2 separate regions of the Homo sapiens genome follow, and region 1 is linked to region 2. Evidence: read pairs that join two places in POLR2A ChIA-PET (ENCODE). Cell type or tissue: GM12878. All regions are shown on one strand. Each heading gives the region's core, and the rest is flanking DNA. Links, peaks and the distances in the headings are about the cores only.

Evidence for each region. ChIA-PET counts read pairs that join two places held together with the same protein. Peaks named below come from ENCODE experiments on the same cell type or tissue, not always from the same donor. Only the 100,000 strongest peaks of a DNase experiment are listed, where the experiment ranks them.
Region 1: POLR2A ChIA-PET joins it to region 2 with 6 read pairs; 6 of 35 experiments call an interaction of 5 or more read pairs at or near these places.

The regions. Positions count from the first base shown.
Region 1 is chr12:64,438,195-64,446,381 of GRCh38, forward strand. XPOT (exportin for tRNA) reads left to right here. Exons shown (of 25, transcript NM_007235.6): 23 at 1,050-1,121; 24 at 6,881-6,937. It also overlaps the pseudogene LOC100420899. Among named protein-coding and RNA genes, the nearest start is that of TBK1, 9.8 kb to the right of the region's middle. RefSeq lists a silencer at 62-262. In GM12878, for the core only: no CTCF peak of the experiment used is centred there; no DNase peak of the experiment used is centred there.
Region 2 is chr12:64,725,745-64,733,931 of GRCh38, forward strand. GNS (glucosamine (N-acetyl)-6-sulfatase) reads right to left here. Exons shown (of 14, transcript NM_002076.4): 10 at 3,212-3,313. Among named protein-coding and RNA genes, the nearest start is that of GNS, 30 kb to the right of the region's middle. In GM12878, for the core only: no CTCF peak of the experiment used is centred there; a DNase peak (open chromatin) is centred at 4,507; H3K27ac peaks cover 1,243 bases.

The DNA.
Region 1 (8,187 bases), core at 2,477-6,476, 290 kb before region 2:
CAGAATTGAGTCAAACAATATTTTAAAGTGTTTTGCTTCAGAAAACAAAAAAAAGTTTTGCTTCATTGTTCTTTTTTCTCATCTTTTGACTGACTTGAGGTATAAGTTTACTTTCCCTGATTCAAAACAAACAAAACTACACTCTTTTAAAGTGATAACAGTGAGGTTACAAAGTGATGAACATTGCATAGGAAGCAAGTACAGACAGGGTAGACATAAGAAAAAGATGAGAAGGAAAGTAGGAGGGATCTGGGAAACAGTGAAGGGTTACTGCCTCTCAGTTACAGACAGGTTTCCTCTGATGGGTCATTAAACTGGGACTTAGATCCAAGGTGAAGGAGGAAACATAAATCCTTTGATTCAGAAGCACTAATATTAAACAGGAATTCCAGGTGGTAGTGCAAGGAAGAGTACATCGAGGAGAGATACATTGATTTTTTTTTTTTTTTTTGAGACAGAGTCTCGCTCTGTCACCCAGGCTGGAGTGCACTGGCATAATCTCGGCTCACTGCAGCCTGCGCCTGCCAGTTTCAAGTGATTCTCCTACCTCAGCCTCCCGAGTAGCTGGGATTACAGGCATGCGCCATGATGCCCAGCTAATTTTTTTGTATTTTTGGTAGAAACAGGGTTTCACCATGTTGGCCACACTGGTCTCGAACTCTTGACCTCAAGTGATCACCCATCTCCTCCTCCCAAAGTGCTGGGATTACAGGCATGAGCCACTGCACCCGGCCAAGAACCTTATTTTTCAGATGGAGAAACTGAGGCTTAGAGAGGTTAAGTAACTTGCCCAAGTGCAGCAAACCACCAGGGCACATGTATACCTATGTAACAAAACTGCATGTTCTGCACATGTAACCCAGAACTTAAAGTATAATTTTAAAGAAGGTGCCAGAGCCAGGCTTCAAACCAAGGCAGTCTGGCTCTCGGGTCTGTGTTCTTAAGCACAATACTATATTGCCTTTAAAGTGTACATGTATTGTTCCGATTCTTTTTAAGCTTATTAATGTCAAGCAAGAAAATAGTTGTAAGTATCTTTTAATCTTCAGGGCCCAGAATGTGTTCAGTATCTTCAACAAGAATACCTGCCCTCCTTGCAAGTAGCTCCAGAAATAATTCAGGTAAGAGCTATTTCTTACCATTGTGTAGGCGAGAGATCACAGTAGTAGCAGCATTGCCTGTGACATTGTCGCTAGCAGAAATCAAAAATATTTTCATATTACATAAGTTGTTGCCAGCATCTCAAAATACTGTTTATGCTTATCACCATTTTGAAATTATGAGTTACTAAGTAATATCACTACACCTTGTTACCCAACAAGTTAATAAGTCCTTACTGTTCTAGCATACTTTAGTTTGATAACCATTATTCAGTATAATTGGCTTCTATCGTAATCCCATGTATTATGTTTTATGCATTTTTTTAAAAAAACATTCTAAAGGAGCCTAATAGGCTTTTCCAGACTGCTGAAGGGGACCACAGCAGAGTTCTGAAGCTTTGTACCAGGTAGTTCATTGTGTGTACACCAAGCTTATCAATGCTTAATCTGTAAATCTGAAACTATTTTAAGGAAAGTGTCTGGAAAGTTACCTTATACTTTTAAGAAGTCATTTGTATAATATTGTTTCTTGGCATATAATTTTCCAGATTTCTTGTCCAGTAGTACATGGAGTTAATGAAGTATCAAACTTGATTAAAACTAGAATTACAATCTCTTATGTAGATTCCAAAATTTGTTTCTTCATCAATAGTGTTTTTATTTTATTGTAAGAACACTTACATGAGATATATACCATCTTAACAATTTTTACGTGCACAACACAGTATTATTAATTATAGGGACAGTGATGTGCCTATAAAATATAGGTGGATCTCCAGAACATATTCATCTTGCATAACTAAGACTTTATACCCACTGATTAGCAATTCCCATTTCCCACAGCCCCCATCTCCTAGAAACTACCATTCTACTCTCTGATTCTGTGAATTTGACTACTTTAGATACCTAATATAAGTGGAATCATGCAGTTATCTCTCTTTTTGTGACTGGCTGTTTCACACAATGTCCTTTAGGTTCATCCATGTTGTTACATATGGCAGGATTTCGCAATTTTTTAAGGCTGAATAACATGCCACTGTATGTATATATCACATTTTCTTTATGCATTAATCCACTGATAGATTCATTGGGGCTATTTTCACATTGTAAGTGCTACAGTTAACATGGGAATGCTAATATGTCTTTGAGATGCTGATTCCAATTCTTTTAGATAAATACCCAGAAGTGGGATTGCTGGATTATATGGTAGTCCTATTTTTAATTTTTTGAAGAAACATCTTACTATTTTCTATAGTGGCTATACACCATTTTGCATTTCCATCAGTTGTGTAGCAGGGTTCCAGTTTTTCCACAATGTCACCAACACTTGCTGTCTTTCATTTTTTTGTAATAGCCATTCTAACAGGTGTGAGGTGATATCTCATTGTGGTTTTGATTTGCATTTCCCTTATGATTAGTGATGTTTGTTTTTTCATACACCTGTTAACCATTTGTATTTGGAGAAGTCTATTCAAGTCTTTACCCCATTTTCTAATCAAGTTATTAAGTTTTTTGCTATTGAATTAGAGGAGTTTTTTTATATGTTAGAAATTAACCCCTTATCAGATAAATGGTTTGCAAATATTTTCTCCCATTCTTTAGCTATTCCAGAGGTTGCCTTTCTGCTCTGTTGATTGCTTACTTTATGGTGCAGAAGCTTCTTAATTCAATGTAGCCCCACTAATGTAGCTTTTCGTGATATCAATGAAATCATTTCAAAGACCAGCATCTTGAAGCTTTTCTCCTATGTTTTCTTCTAGTTTTGCAGTTTGGAGACTTACATATAAAGTCTTTAATACATTGAGTTGATTTTTGTGTAAGATAAGGGTCTCGTTTTCTTTTGCACGTAGATATCCAGTTTTACCAGCACCATTATTGGAGAGATTATTGTTCCCCATTGTGTATTCTTAGTACCCTTGTTGAAGATCAGTTGACTGTATACAGGAGTTGATTTTCAAATTCTATTTTGTTCCATTGGTTTATATGTCTGTCTTAAAAGAGAGAGGGTCTCACTCTGTTGTCCAGACTCAAGTGCAGTGGCACCATCATAGTTCACAGCAACTACAAACGCCTGGACTCAAAGAATCCTTCTGCCTCTGCCTCCCAAGTAGCTAGGATATATGTCTGTCTTTTGCTAGTACCATACTGTTTTCACACTGTAATATTAAAATATATTTTGAAATCTGGAAGTGTGGTACATCCAGCTTTGCTCTTTCTCTGGATTGTTTTGGCTATTCAGGGCCTTTTGTGATTCCATGTAAATTCTAGTTTTGTTTTTTCTATTTCTATAAAATATGCTCTTGGAACTCTTATACGGATTGCCTTGAATCTGTACGTCACTTTGTTTTTTATTTTTGGAATGATTAAGAAGCTTTTTAAAATTTTTTAAATTTATTTTTATTTTTTTTGAGATGGAGTCTCGCTTTAGTGCCCAGGCTGGAGTGCAGAGGCACGATCTTGGCTCATTGCATGCAACCTCCGCCTCCCAGGTTCAAGTGATTCTGGTGGCTCAGCTTCCTGAGTAGCTGGGATTACAGGCAGGCACCACCATGCCTAGCTAATTTTTGTTTTTGCTTTTTTTTTTAGTAGAGACCAGGCTGGTCTCAAACTCCTAACCTCAGTGATCTTCCCACCTTGGCCTCCTAAAGTCCCAGGATTACGGGCGTGAGCCACCTTGCCTGGCCATTAAGAAGCATTTTGTTGACCTGATGGAACAGGGATATTCATTTAGCAGCTCAGTTTTATATACTCTTTCCCCTGTGTCATTTTACATAATGTGTAAAGTGGGGGGGGGACCCTTTTATTGCAAAGACATTTCCAGAGTCGTCATCTTTTTCTTTCTTTTTGAGACAGTCTTGCTCTGTCACCCAGGCTGGAGTGCAATGGCACAATCTCTGCTCACTGTAACCTCCACCTCCCGGGTTCAAGCAATTCTCCGGGTTCAAGCAGTTCTCCGGCCTCAGCCTCCCAAGTAGTTAGGATTACAGGTGCCCACCACCATGCCTAATTTTTGTATTTTTAGTAGAGACGGGGTCACCACATTGGCCAGGCTGGTCTTGAACTCCTGACCTCAAGTTATCCACTGGCCTCGGCCTCCCAAAGTGCTGGGATTACAGGCGTGAGCCACCACACCTGTCCAGAACCAGGGGCTTTTCTGTGACCAAGGTAACCCCATATCAATTACCCTAGCCCATAGTGTCCTTGGACCTTACTGCTAGGCACTGGCTTTCAGTGTTGCTTTGTACTTCCCTGTCGTCTCCTAATGCCATTAGGCCTGGATAGGGCACCTGCCCTTTAACTTCACAGGTAGATTCCCATCAGAACTACTTTGAAGGCCAAAATGAGCTGGGTGAGAGAGCTGCTTTTTCTCCTGCTCTCCTTTCTTGTGTCCTCATTCTTCCCCACGATTTTTTTGATGTGTTCCATAATCTCCTTATTCATCTTGATTTCTATATCCACCAGGACCTGCTCTTCATAATATAAATAGAATTGTAGGAAGGGTAATGGTATTGTGTTCTTAAACATCATGATCTGCATCCAAGGGTTTTTTGTTTGTTTGAGATGGAGTCTTGCTCTAGTCTTGCTCTGTCACCCAGGCTAGAGTGCAGTGGCGCGATCTCGGCTCATTGCAACCTCTGCCTCCCGGGTTCAAGCGATTCTCCTGCCTCAGCCTCCCGAGTAGCTGGGATTACAGGCACCCGCCACTGCACCTAGCTAATTTTTGTATTTTTAGTAGAGACAGGGTTTCACCATCTTGGCCAGGCTAGTCTTGAACTCCTGACCTCGTGATCCACCCACCTCGGCTTCCCAAAGTGCTGGGATTACAGGCGTGAGCCACCGTGCCCGATCCAAGGGTTTTTTTTGTTTTTGGATTTGAGGTATGTTGAAAAATACAAATTTCCTGCCACTGTCACCCAGCTCCCCATGTGTGTTATAATTCACTCTTATGACCTTCACCAAGTCCCTGAACACTACTACATCACCCTGGTCTGGGTATTGCAGAAGGGTAAGGGCCCCTTCATAGGTGGTGGCAGTCAAACACCAAAGAGAGGTAAGAGAACAGCAGACATCACTTCTCGGCAGATTGCTTTGGGTAGCAAAGACATTTTAACAATATTAAGTCTTCAGTCCATGAACACAGCTTTCAATGGTGTTTTTTTGTTTTTTATTTTTATTTTGAGACAGGGTCATCCACTGTCGCCCAGGCTAGTGTGCAGTGGTGCGATCTTGGCTCACCGCAACCTCTGCCTCCCGGGTTTAAGCAATTCTTCCACCTCAACCTCCCAAGTAGCTGGGACTACAGGCGCATGCCACCACACCTGGCTAGTTTTTGTATTTTTGGCAGAGATGGGGTTCCACCATGTTGGCTAGGCTGGTCTTGAACTCCAGACCTCAAGTGATCCGGCCACTTTGACCTCCCAAAGTGCTGGGATTACAGGCATGAGCCACTGTGCCCAGCCTCAATGGTGTTTTTTTGAAGTTTTTATAATGCTGTTTTTTTCAAAAATAAAGATTTCACATGAGTTTAAAAAATGAATTTAACTCATTTTTAATGAATTTGTGATCTCTTATTTCACAGTATACCACCTTTAGAGATATTAATGACTTTCTTGGTTATCATTTGATATGTAAATAAACTCATATTTTAATGAAAATAATAAATTACTATTCTTGTGATCTTAGTGCTCATCAAAAGTAGAACTTAGACCATTCAGTTTACAGCTAATCTTCCAGATTGCTAAATGAAATAAAATTATTTTTCTATTTAGTAATTCATTATGAAAGATAAGGAACCTCAGTTTTCCCTTTTTCATATGCCTTATGTCTGACAACACATTTTGCACAATATTCTCTATTAGAATTTTCTTTTCTTTTGGTCTAGCTCTGTTTGGTTATCCCTCTTACTAGATGTGAGCAGCCGTAGCAATGTAGTTTTTGTCCCATTCACTCCTCTCAGGCATGAATCCACCTTGTCTAGGAGAGCTATGTTCTCAAAAGTGAAAGCAGCCTGTTTGACAAGTACTGACATTTGAAAATGCTATAAACCTCTTGTGGTGAGATACTGTTTGAATTAATCTTGATAAGTTAAATACCATGAATTTGAAGCAACCTTAAATTCCTTTGACAGATAAATGGATAAACAAAATATGGTATATACATACAATAGAATATTAAGCCTGATTTATAAAATAATCCTGTCATATGCTATAATGTGGATGAACCTAGAGGACATTATGCTAAATGAAATAAGGCAGTTATTAAAAGACAATGCTCTATGATTCCATTTGTTTGAGATATCTAAAGTAGACTCACCAAAGCAGAAAGTGGTGGTTGCCAGGGGCTGGAGTAGGGGAAAATGGGGAGTTCTTCAGTTAAGAGGCAAAAAGCAAGCTTGTTTTGCAAGATGCAAAAGTTCTAGAAACCTGTTGTACAACAGTGTGCATGTAGTTAATGCTTACTGTACTGTACATGTAAAAGTGGTTAAGGTGATAAGTTTTAAGTGTTTTTAACTACAGCTTTTTTAAAAAAAGAGCTGGGCACAGTGACTTATGCCTGTAATTCCAGCTTCTTGGGAGGCTGAGGTGGGAGTGTCCCTTGAGCCTAGGAGTTGGAGGCTACAGTGAGCTATGATCACACCACTGTACTCCAGCCTAGATGACAGAGCAAGACCATCTCTTAAAAAAAAAAAAAAAATTAAAAAAAAAAAACTGGATACGAATTACAATGGATTTAATACAAATACATTTGTTCTTTTTCTCCCTCTTTTCCCCACCCCCCAGGAGTTTTGTCAAGCGCTTCAGCAGCCTGATGCTAAAGTTTTTAAAAATTACTTAAAGGTAGGTATTTGTGAAGCTCACGTATCTTCATACAATTAGGTAATGTTTGAGAGCCAAGAGAGAATACATACCTGCAATTATAGATGTTTATGTGAAGTCCCTTTTAACTAAGCTCTTGAAAAAGAGTATAAGTTAGGTAAGCACACTGAATGTGTACACCTTTGAGTATATTGGTGAGAAAATGCCAGTTTTCTTTTACAGTTTCATGATGTAATTAAATAGAAACTAGAGGGATTAGGAGAATAAGAAATGTTCAAGAACAGTTGTCCAAATTAAGTTGAAAAGAAGGGGCTAAAAATATAAAAACAGAAGGATGAGATATTTGCTTATATCCTATTTTGAAACATTTGAACTGTAAAACAGACAAAAAGGAGAATCCTCAGATTTGGGCCATCAAGCCTCCTTTTACATTTACGAAATTACTGATTTTTTTTTTTAACTCTGTAAATCAACAAAAAGTGTCACGTGTTTATTTGGTATTCATAGTTATAATTGAGTTCATGAGATGAAACTGTCTTGGTCTTACCTAGGTAGTCATTCATTTCATACATAATGACTGCTTTTTATGTACCAAGTACTACAGTAATGGCTGCAAATACAACTATGAGTAATTTTCCCTCCCCATAAGGAGCTCATGATCTAGAAATAAAGTTACAGTGTGACAAGGTGAATTATTTTTTATTATCTTCACTCAAATAATTTGAAGACAAAGCACTGTATTAAATTCAGTAGCAGGTAACTTAGTGTATCACCTGGTTCTTTTAGCAAAGACATTCAGTAGAATTTGTAAGTCAGAGGGCTTTGCGCAGTAAATAATTTAAGTGTGCCATCCTTTGACTGTGGTTCTAACATCTTCCCTTGTCAGTTTTTTCTTAGTTGTAGTTTGTCAGCTTAAACATCTCAGAGTTTTTGTGGAAGAATATTGAGGGCTTGTTTTTGTTTATCATTGGGAACCCTCCCCTTCGCCATCCTCCCATAAAAAAGCAAAGTGCCTACAGGAGTAACCCCTGTTAAATAACTGATCAGTCAAACTGAATTTAAGGACTCAGTCCTCACTATCTGTTAGAGGTGTCTGTAACAGTAGATCTAGGTACCCTATAGAAGGCTTGTTCTCCAGATGTGGTTATTTATCTGCATAGCATTTATAAAAAGTCTTCCTTCTGGGCCCAACTTCTCTTCAGTGATGACATTATCTTAGTGATCATAATTCTCAGTGTTAGCATTATTATTCTAGTTGGAAAAAATGAATT
Region 2 (8,187 bases), core at 2,136-6,135:
CCAGCACTTTAGGAGGCCAAGGAGGGGGGATCACGAGGTCGGGAGATCGAGACCATCCTGGCTAACACGGTGAAACCCTGACTCTACTAAAAGTACAAAAAATTAGCCGGGCCTGGTGGCAGGTGCCTGTAGTCCCAGCTACTCGGGAGGCTGAGCCAGGAGAATGGCGTGAACCAGGGAGGCGGAGCTTGCAGTGAGCTGAGATCATGCCACTGCACTCCAACCTGGGCGACAGAGCTAGACTCTGTCTCAAAAAAAAAAAAAAAAAAAAAAAAAAGAAATAAACATAATAAGGTACAAAGTATAAGACTTGTATGAAAAGTTAAAAGACGTAAAATTTCCTCTAACTGATCTATAGGTTAAATGCAATTCCAACCAAAAGCCAACATTTTTCAGATAATCTGAAAAGCTGATTCTAAAGTTTATGTATGTGGAAGACACGGGCTAGGATCCCCATGAGGACAATAAGCAGAGAGGTATGCCTATGCAAATTGAGATTTAGTTACACAGCTTTATAAGACAAAATCATATTGGCACAGGGATGGACAGATTCGTGGAGCAAAAAAAGACAACTGAGTATCTATAGAGAAAAAAAAAAAGAAACTGAATCCCTGACTCCTATCTTACAAGAAAATAAATTTTAGATACATCAAGGACTTGGATGTAAGAGGCAGAGCTATAAAACTTTTAGGAGAAAATATAGGAGAATAGCTTTCTGGCTTCAAAGTTTAGAAGCATCTTTATAAATACACAAAGGACACTAAACATTAAAAGAAACAATATATACCTTCAATTCTTGGAGTGCAGTGGTGTGATCTCTGCTCACTACAACCTCCACCTGCTTGGCTCAAGCGATCCTGCTACCTCAGCCTTCCAAGTAGTTGGGACTACAGATGCACACCATCATGCCTGGCTAATTTTCTGTATTTTTTGTAGAGACTGGGTCTTGCCATGTTGCCCAGGCTGGTCTTGAACTCCTGGACTCAAGAGATCAGCCTGCCTTAGCCTCCCAAATTGCTGGGATTACAGGTGTGAGCCACTGCACCTGGCTCCCATATCTTAATACATGGAAAAGACAAGTCATAATAAGGAGACTATGATACGCAAAAATGCAGAGGCATTTCTCAAGGGAAGAAACACAAAAAGGCATAAATGAAAAGTGATTCCCTGATCAATAACACAATAAAAAAAAAAAACTGGGCAAAGGATTGGAATATGAACACATCTCCAAAGAAGCTATACAAATGGCTGACAAACACATGATGAAATGCTAACCACCAATAGTCAGCAGGGAAATACAAATCAAAACCACAATGAGATACTACTTCACACCTACTACAATATAATAATCACAAAGACAGATAATAGCAAGTATTGGCTCCCACCCGTAATCTCAGCACTTTGGGAGGCTGAGGGGGGAGGATATTTTTTTTTTTCTTAAAATCTTGGAAAACAAGGGAGGTTCTCTTGAGCCCAGGAGTTCGAGATCACCCTGAGCAATGTAGGGAGACCTCATTTCTACTATTAAAAAAAAAAAAAAAATTAGCCAGACGTGGTAGCCAGCAACTGCAGTCCTAGCTACTGGGGAGGCTGAGGTGGGAGGATCCTCTGAGCGTAGGAGACTGAGGCTGCAGTGAGCTGTGATTGGCAACACTGCACTCCAGCCTGGGTGACAGCACAAGACCCCATCTCAAAAACAAACAAAACCATTACAACTGCATTATTCATAATAGCCAAAAAGTGGAAACAGCCCAAATATCTGATGAATGGATAAATAAAATGTGATATATTCACACACAGAATGTTATTCGGCAGTAAAACAGAAGAAGGTACTGACACGTTACAATGATATGATCCTTGAAAACACTATGCTCAGTGAAAAAACCAGTTACAAGGGGCCACATATTATGTAATTTCATTTATATGAAAAGTTCAGAACAAACAAATCTATACAGACGTAAAGAAGATTCATGGTGGGAATGGGAGCAACAGATCTAATCAATTCCCTGCACCACAATTTAATCAATTCTCTACTAGATATCTGGATTTTCAGTTTTCTCCTATTAGAGTGACTAATGTGCCTGGGAGTTTAGGGTGATGAAAATGCTCTTAGATTATGATGATGGTTGTACCACTCTGAATACACCAACAACTATTGAATTGGACACTTAAAAAAAAATGATTTATTTATTTATTTTGAGATGGAGTTTCACTCGTTGCCCAGGCTGGAGTGCAATGGCGCAATTTCGGCTCACTGCAATCTCCACCTCCCAGGTTCGAGTGATTCTTCTGCCTCAGCCTCCCGAGTAGCTGGGATTACAGGTGCCCGCCACCATGCCCAGCTTGTTTTTTGTATTTTTAGTAGAGACAGAGGTTCACCATGTTGGCCAGGATGGTCTCGAACCCCTGACTTCAGGTGATCCACCCACCTTTGGCCTCCCAAAGTGCTGGGATTACAGGCGTAAGCCACCGCGCCTGGCCGACACTTTAAATGAGTGAATTGTATGGTATGGGAATTAAGCTGTTAAAAAATAATTCACCTCATTATTAAACAAACAGATGCACAGTAAGACCAAATGCCACTTTTCACTCACCAGACAGGCAAAAGTTAACTTGTCTGACTGTTTTTGACATGTGTTCTCTGAAGTGGTATGTCTTGTTAAACTAAACTCTTGGTAAGTTATACTGATTACACTTGTATGAAAAGTATATGAAGCAGTTTCCAAATTCTCAGACTTCTGAAATCTTGGGTATTTTAAAAATCTTTGCCAGTTCACAGAGAGAGGTCTCCTTCAGTTAAAGCATTTCTGTGATTAGCACTGAAGTAATCTTTTTGCGTTTGTTTTAGCCATTTTTAATTCTTCTGCAAATTGATTAGCCACTTTTTTTGCCCATTTTCCCACTGGGATATTAATCTTTGCTAAGAACTCATGTATTTGGACTAATGACTCTTTTTTATGTATGTTGCAAGTGTGTTCCCAACCTCTCTTTATTTATGGTGGGTGTTCTTAAAGGAGAGCAAAAGAGGGGAGGAAACAACTCTCGATTTCACATGTGGTCTAATTTTTTATTTTAGAAAACTCCTTCCCATCACAAGATTTTCTGCCCCCAAATTTAATAGTATTATTTAATATTTAAATGCTTAAGTCTTTACACAACCCAGAATTTATTGCGGTCTTGGCTCAGGCCTGATTGAGGGCGCTATACTTACCAAAATGGGCAATAAGGACATCCCATCCATCTGTGTCTTATTTAGGTCGTAGCCAGCAATGTCCAAAATAGTAGGACCCAAGTCAATGTTGGCAACCAGCATCTATGAGAATGAGGGAAAAACAATCTAGAACACAGCTGGTCTCATTTTCCTTTTCTACCTATACTAAAGTTCTCTTCCCCCCACCCCGCCCATGAGACAACAGCACTATTACCTTTTATACAGCCCATACTTTGGTCTGTTTCATAGATCCAAATATAACTATAATAACTTCAAACAAAATATAAAGGCTTATAAGGCTTGTATAATAGTATATCCCCCTGGCAAGTTACATATTTATTCTACCCATTCTGTTATTGATCAAAATGTTTTTTGAAAACTCCTTTGGGACTGCTTTGAGTTTGTTGCGAATCATGAGAAAAATGTTGGTCTAATTATTTTATACAAAGTGTCTTACAACTTGATTATTCAGATTAACTAAGTTTGATTTCAAATGAACTCCAGACATTTTGGAAGGCCTCAAAAAAGGAATGCTTCCCATCAGTGAGAATTATTAGCTCTTTTTATAGCTTCTCAAAGGGACAACACTGCCAAAATATGTTTGCAACAGGCTGTGAAGGCTGCAGAAAATTTATTCCAAAAATGTAGCAATAAAAGTTTTTTTAAGAGCAAAAGACTTAGATGTTTTTAAACATTCTAGAAACTAAAGGCATTGTCCTGTATTTATACTTTGACTTATTTCCTTGGTTATTAGACTATTTTCCTTCTGTAAGACAATGCCTCTACAGGGCCTAATCCAGAGTAGCCTAATGGAAATATAAAGGGGACCCCATATGTAATTAAAAATTGTCCAATAACCACATTAATAAAAACAGGTAAAACTGTATATATTTTAACCTCCTATAAAAATATCTGAATATTAATATTTCAACATGTAAACAATATTTTTTAAAAAATCAATGAGATTTAACTTTTTGTGAACCAAGCCTTTGAAATCTGGTATTTCACAATAATAATACATCTCCATTTGGACTATCCACATTTCAAGTGCTCGACAGCCACAAGTGGATAATGCAGGCCTAGAGAGAATGTAAGCATAGAAGTCACTTGGTCACAGGCTAGAAAAATCTTCAAGCACTGAAACAATCCATTGAGCGAAACAAAGAGGAAGTGAGAAAAACTGGGAACTAAAGTTTACTGTGCCAGGCATTTGACATTTATTCTCATTTATTCCTCATCACAGTCCTTGGACACAGTGTTTATAGGTGAAGAAATGAAACACAAATCACTGAAGCAAAGTTATCAGCTTATAACTGGAAAAGCCATTACTTACTGACAGGAAGTAACAGTCTTCAAAACTGTTGAGAACATTTAGATCATCTTAGGAGAGGCCAAACAGGGAGATAAAACAAAACAAAAACACCCCAGCCCTGCCACTTTTAATTTAAAAACAAAACCAAAAGTACAGATATGAAAGGCAAAAAAAAAAAAAAAAAAAAAAAGCTTCAGAATATTATCAGGGGCCAGGTTTCCTGATGGCCAGGACAGCTCTTAGAGGGCAGAATGATAAATATCCTGGCCCTGAATCAATTAGTCTAACTCTGCAGCTGTCAGGTATTACTGCCCAAAGGCAGGCACTTCAGGAGAAAGGCAATCCATATGTTACTCAGTGGGGGAAAAACCTCACACACAAAAAACGATGTCTCCAGGGATGATACAAGACCCACTGTTACAGATAATTTTCCTGGTTCGAAGACCCCCAGGCAAACTGAGCAGCTTGGAAAACAGTCATCAAGTGTGAATGTCAATATGGAAGAGGTCACAGCAGGAAAGGAGGGTCAGAGAGAGATACCATCTCCAGAATGAGATCAAGACAACAAGCCATCTACAGACCCTGAAGTGTGACTAACAGATCTTCAGTGATATCTGTAAAATGAATGAGGTGAAGCCAGTTCCTCAGATACTACTATGATGTCCAAGGCAGTTTTAAAAGAAAAGAGGAAACATAAAAAAACCCAGAGATATAAAATGGTGACTGTCATCTCACCAAAAATTGCAAGAGCCACCACCTGTATAATGGGAGGCTTGTTCCTTTTTTGGTGAGGTGGGGGGAAGCTCTTTTTTGTTTTGTTGTTTTTTGAGACAGGGTCTCATTTTGTCACCCGAGCTGGAGTGCAGTGGCACAATCACAGCTCACTGTGGCCTTGACCTCCCAGACTCAACTGATCCTCCTGCCTCAGCATCCAGAGCAACTGGGACTACAGGTACACACCATGATGCCCAGCTAAATTTTGTATTTTTTTATTTTTCGTAGCAATGCCATGTTGCCTGGGCTGGTCTCAAACTTCTGAATTCAAGTGATCCGCCTGCCCTGGCCTCCCAAAGTGCTGGGATTACAGGCGTGAGCCACTGCACCCAGCCGAGGCTCTTTCTAATGGCATTTTGCTCTCTGGAGATAAAGGGGTAAGTTCCAGTATAAATCCAAAGTCACTAAGATTCAGCACAAGTACCGTAAGCACAAGTCATTCCAGGACTCCTTCTCCCTAGAAATCTATAATGATCACACTCCCCTAAATATAATGGATAAAATGTCTCCTCTTCTAGAATTTTATTTGAATAAGCGGACAGTCTCAAAATTAGCATACTATATCAGGAGATGGGAGACTTCTAGCAAATACCAAGTATGAATGAAGAGTTAAAAAGAATTATACCTACCTCTGGTTTTTATATAACCAAGAATTTGGATGGATTCACCCATCAATGTGATGACTTTGAGAAACACTAGTTTCACAGTATTGCTTTTGTCTAGTATAAACTTAAAAATTCATTTAAGGGCTGGGCACAGTGGCTCTCGCTGGTAATCCCAGCACTTTGGGAGGCCAAGGCAGGAGGATCACTTGAGCTCAGGAGGCCAAGGCTGCAGTGAGCCATGTTTGAGCCACCACATTCCAACCTGGTGAGAGAGCACCTATCTCAAACAAACAAAAAAATCATTTACGGATTGGAACAGAAAAAGCTTTGACAAGACCAAAAATATATCTATTTTTTGAGACAGATTTTTTGCTCTGTTGCCCAGGCTGGAGTGCAATGGTGCGATCTCGGCTCACTGCAATCTCCACCTCCTGGGTTCAAGCAATACTCTTGCTTCAGCCTCCCAAGTAGTTGGGATTACAGGCACCTGCCACCACACCTGGCTAATTTTTTTTTTTTGTTGTTTTTTTTTTTTTTTTGAGACGGAGTCTCACTCTGTCACCCAGGCTGGAGTACAGTAGCACGATCTCAGCTCACTGCAAGCTCTGCCTCCCGGTTTGATGCCATTCTCCTGCCTCAGCCTCCCAAGTAGCTGGGACTACAGGCGCCTGCCACCACGCCCAGCTACTTTTTTTGTATTTTCAGTAGAGACGGGGTTTCACCGTTTTAGCCAGGATGGCCTCGATCTCCTGACCTCGTGATCCGCCTGACTCAGCCTCCCAAAGTGCTGGGATTACAGGTGTGAACCACCGCGCCCAGCCTCTTTTTTTTTGAGATGGAGTCTCACTCTGTTGCCCAGGCTGGAGTGCAGTGGTGTGATCTTGGCTCACTGCAAGCTCCGCCTCCTGGGTTCACACCATTCTCCTGCCTCAGTCTCCCGAGTAACTGGGACTATAGGCGCCCGCCACCACACCTGGCTAATTTTTTGTATTTTTTAGTAGAGACGGGGTTTCACTGTGTTAGCCAGGATGGTCTCGATCTCCTGACCTCCTGATCCGCCTGCCTCGGCCTCCCAAAGTGCTGGCATTACAGGCGTGAGCCACCGCGCCTGGCCTAATTTTTGTATTTTTAGTAGAGACAAGGTTTCACCATGTTGGCCAGGCTGGTTTCAAATTCTTGACCTCAGGTGATCCACACCTGCCTTGGCCTCCCAAAGTGCTAGGATTACAGGCGTGAGCCACCATGCCCAGACAAAAAAATAAATTATTTGATAAATCACTTTCTCAGGTTGAGAATGTTCTTAGGATTTAAGTATATAAATATCCTAATCAAATGAAAGTCCTTAGAAAACCCTGGGGTAGACTGGCTGTGGTGGCTCATGCCTGTAATGAGGGGAGGAGGGCTGATTGCTTGAGCCCAGGTGTTCCAGACCAGCCTGGGCAACATAATGAAACCCCGTCTCTACAAAAACAAACAAACAAACAAAAAACAAAAAACAAAAATTAGCTGGGCATGGTGGTGTGCACCTATAGTCCCAGCTACTCAGGAGGCTGAGGTAGGAGAATCACCTGAGCCTGGGAGGTGGAGGATGCAGTGAGCCAAGATTGTGCCACCACACTCCAGCCTAAGTTACAGAGCAAGACCCTGTCTCAAAAAAAAAAAAAAAAAAAAAAAAAAAAAAATTCCTGGGGCTTAAATCAAAGGGTATCATGCATTGAACCTGCTTATTCTTGCTCTGAAAGAATGACACTTGCATAATTACTGAAAAGAACAAGATGGCAACGGGCTCTCAGAACACATCAGGTTTCCAGACACCCAAACCCTGATGTTGAATTTCTGTAGAGTTATCAAAGAAAAGGCTCCAAACATACCAGAAAGCACCCCAAATCCATTTAGTGAAAAGCACTGTAACTACATGAGAAAGTGCAGAATCCCATATCTTGGTTGCTTCAGCTGGACTTGCCCCTCAGTTCCAGCTTTCCTGACAAGGAAGAAGCTGGGGCATCACCTGGTTCCACCTGATAATGGAGGCTTAACATCCTCTTACTTTTACAAAAGTAGGGGAACCAAGGCTGATTTTGTCCAAAGCCAACAGGTCGTCTTCCTGACTCCCAGTTCAGTTCTATTTCCCTGGGACGGTGCTGTGTCATTCTAGTTTTCCTACTAACCTTTTCCTTTTTAGAATTCCTTTTGCAGAACTTCTACCACCAAATCTAAAGCTAAACTAGTCAGAGGAGAAAACGTCAATAGTCAATCTTTGACATCTACACATATGACCTTGTCCC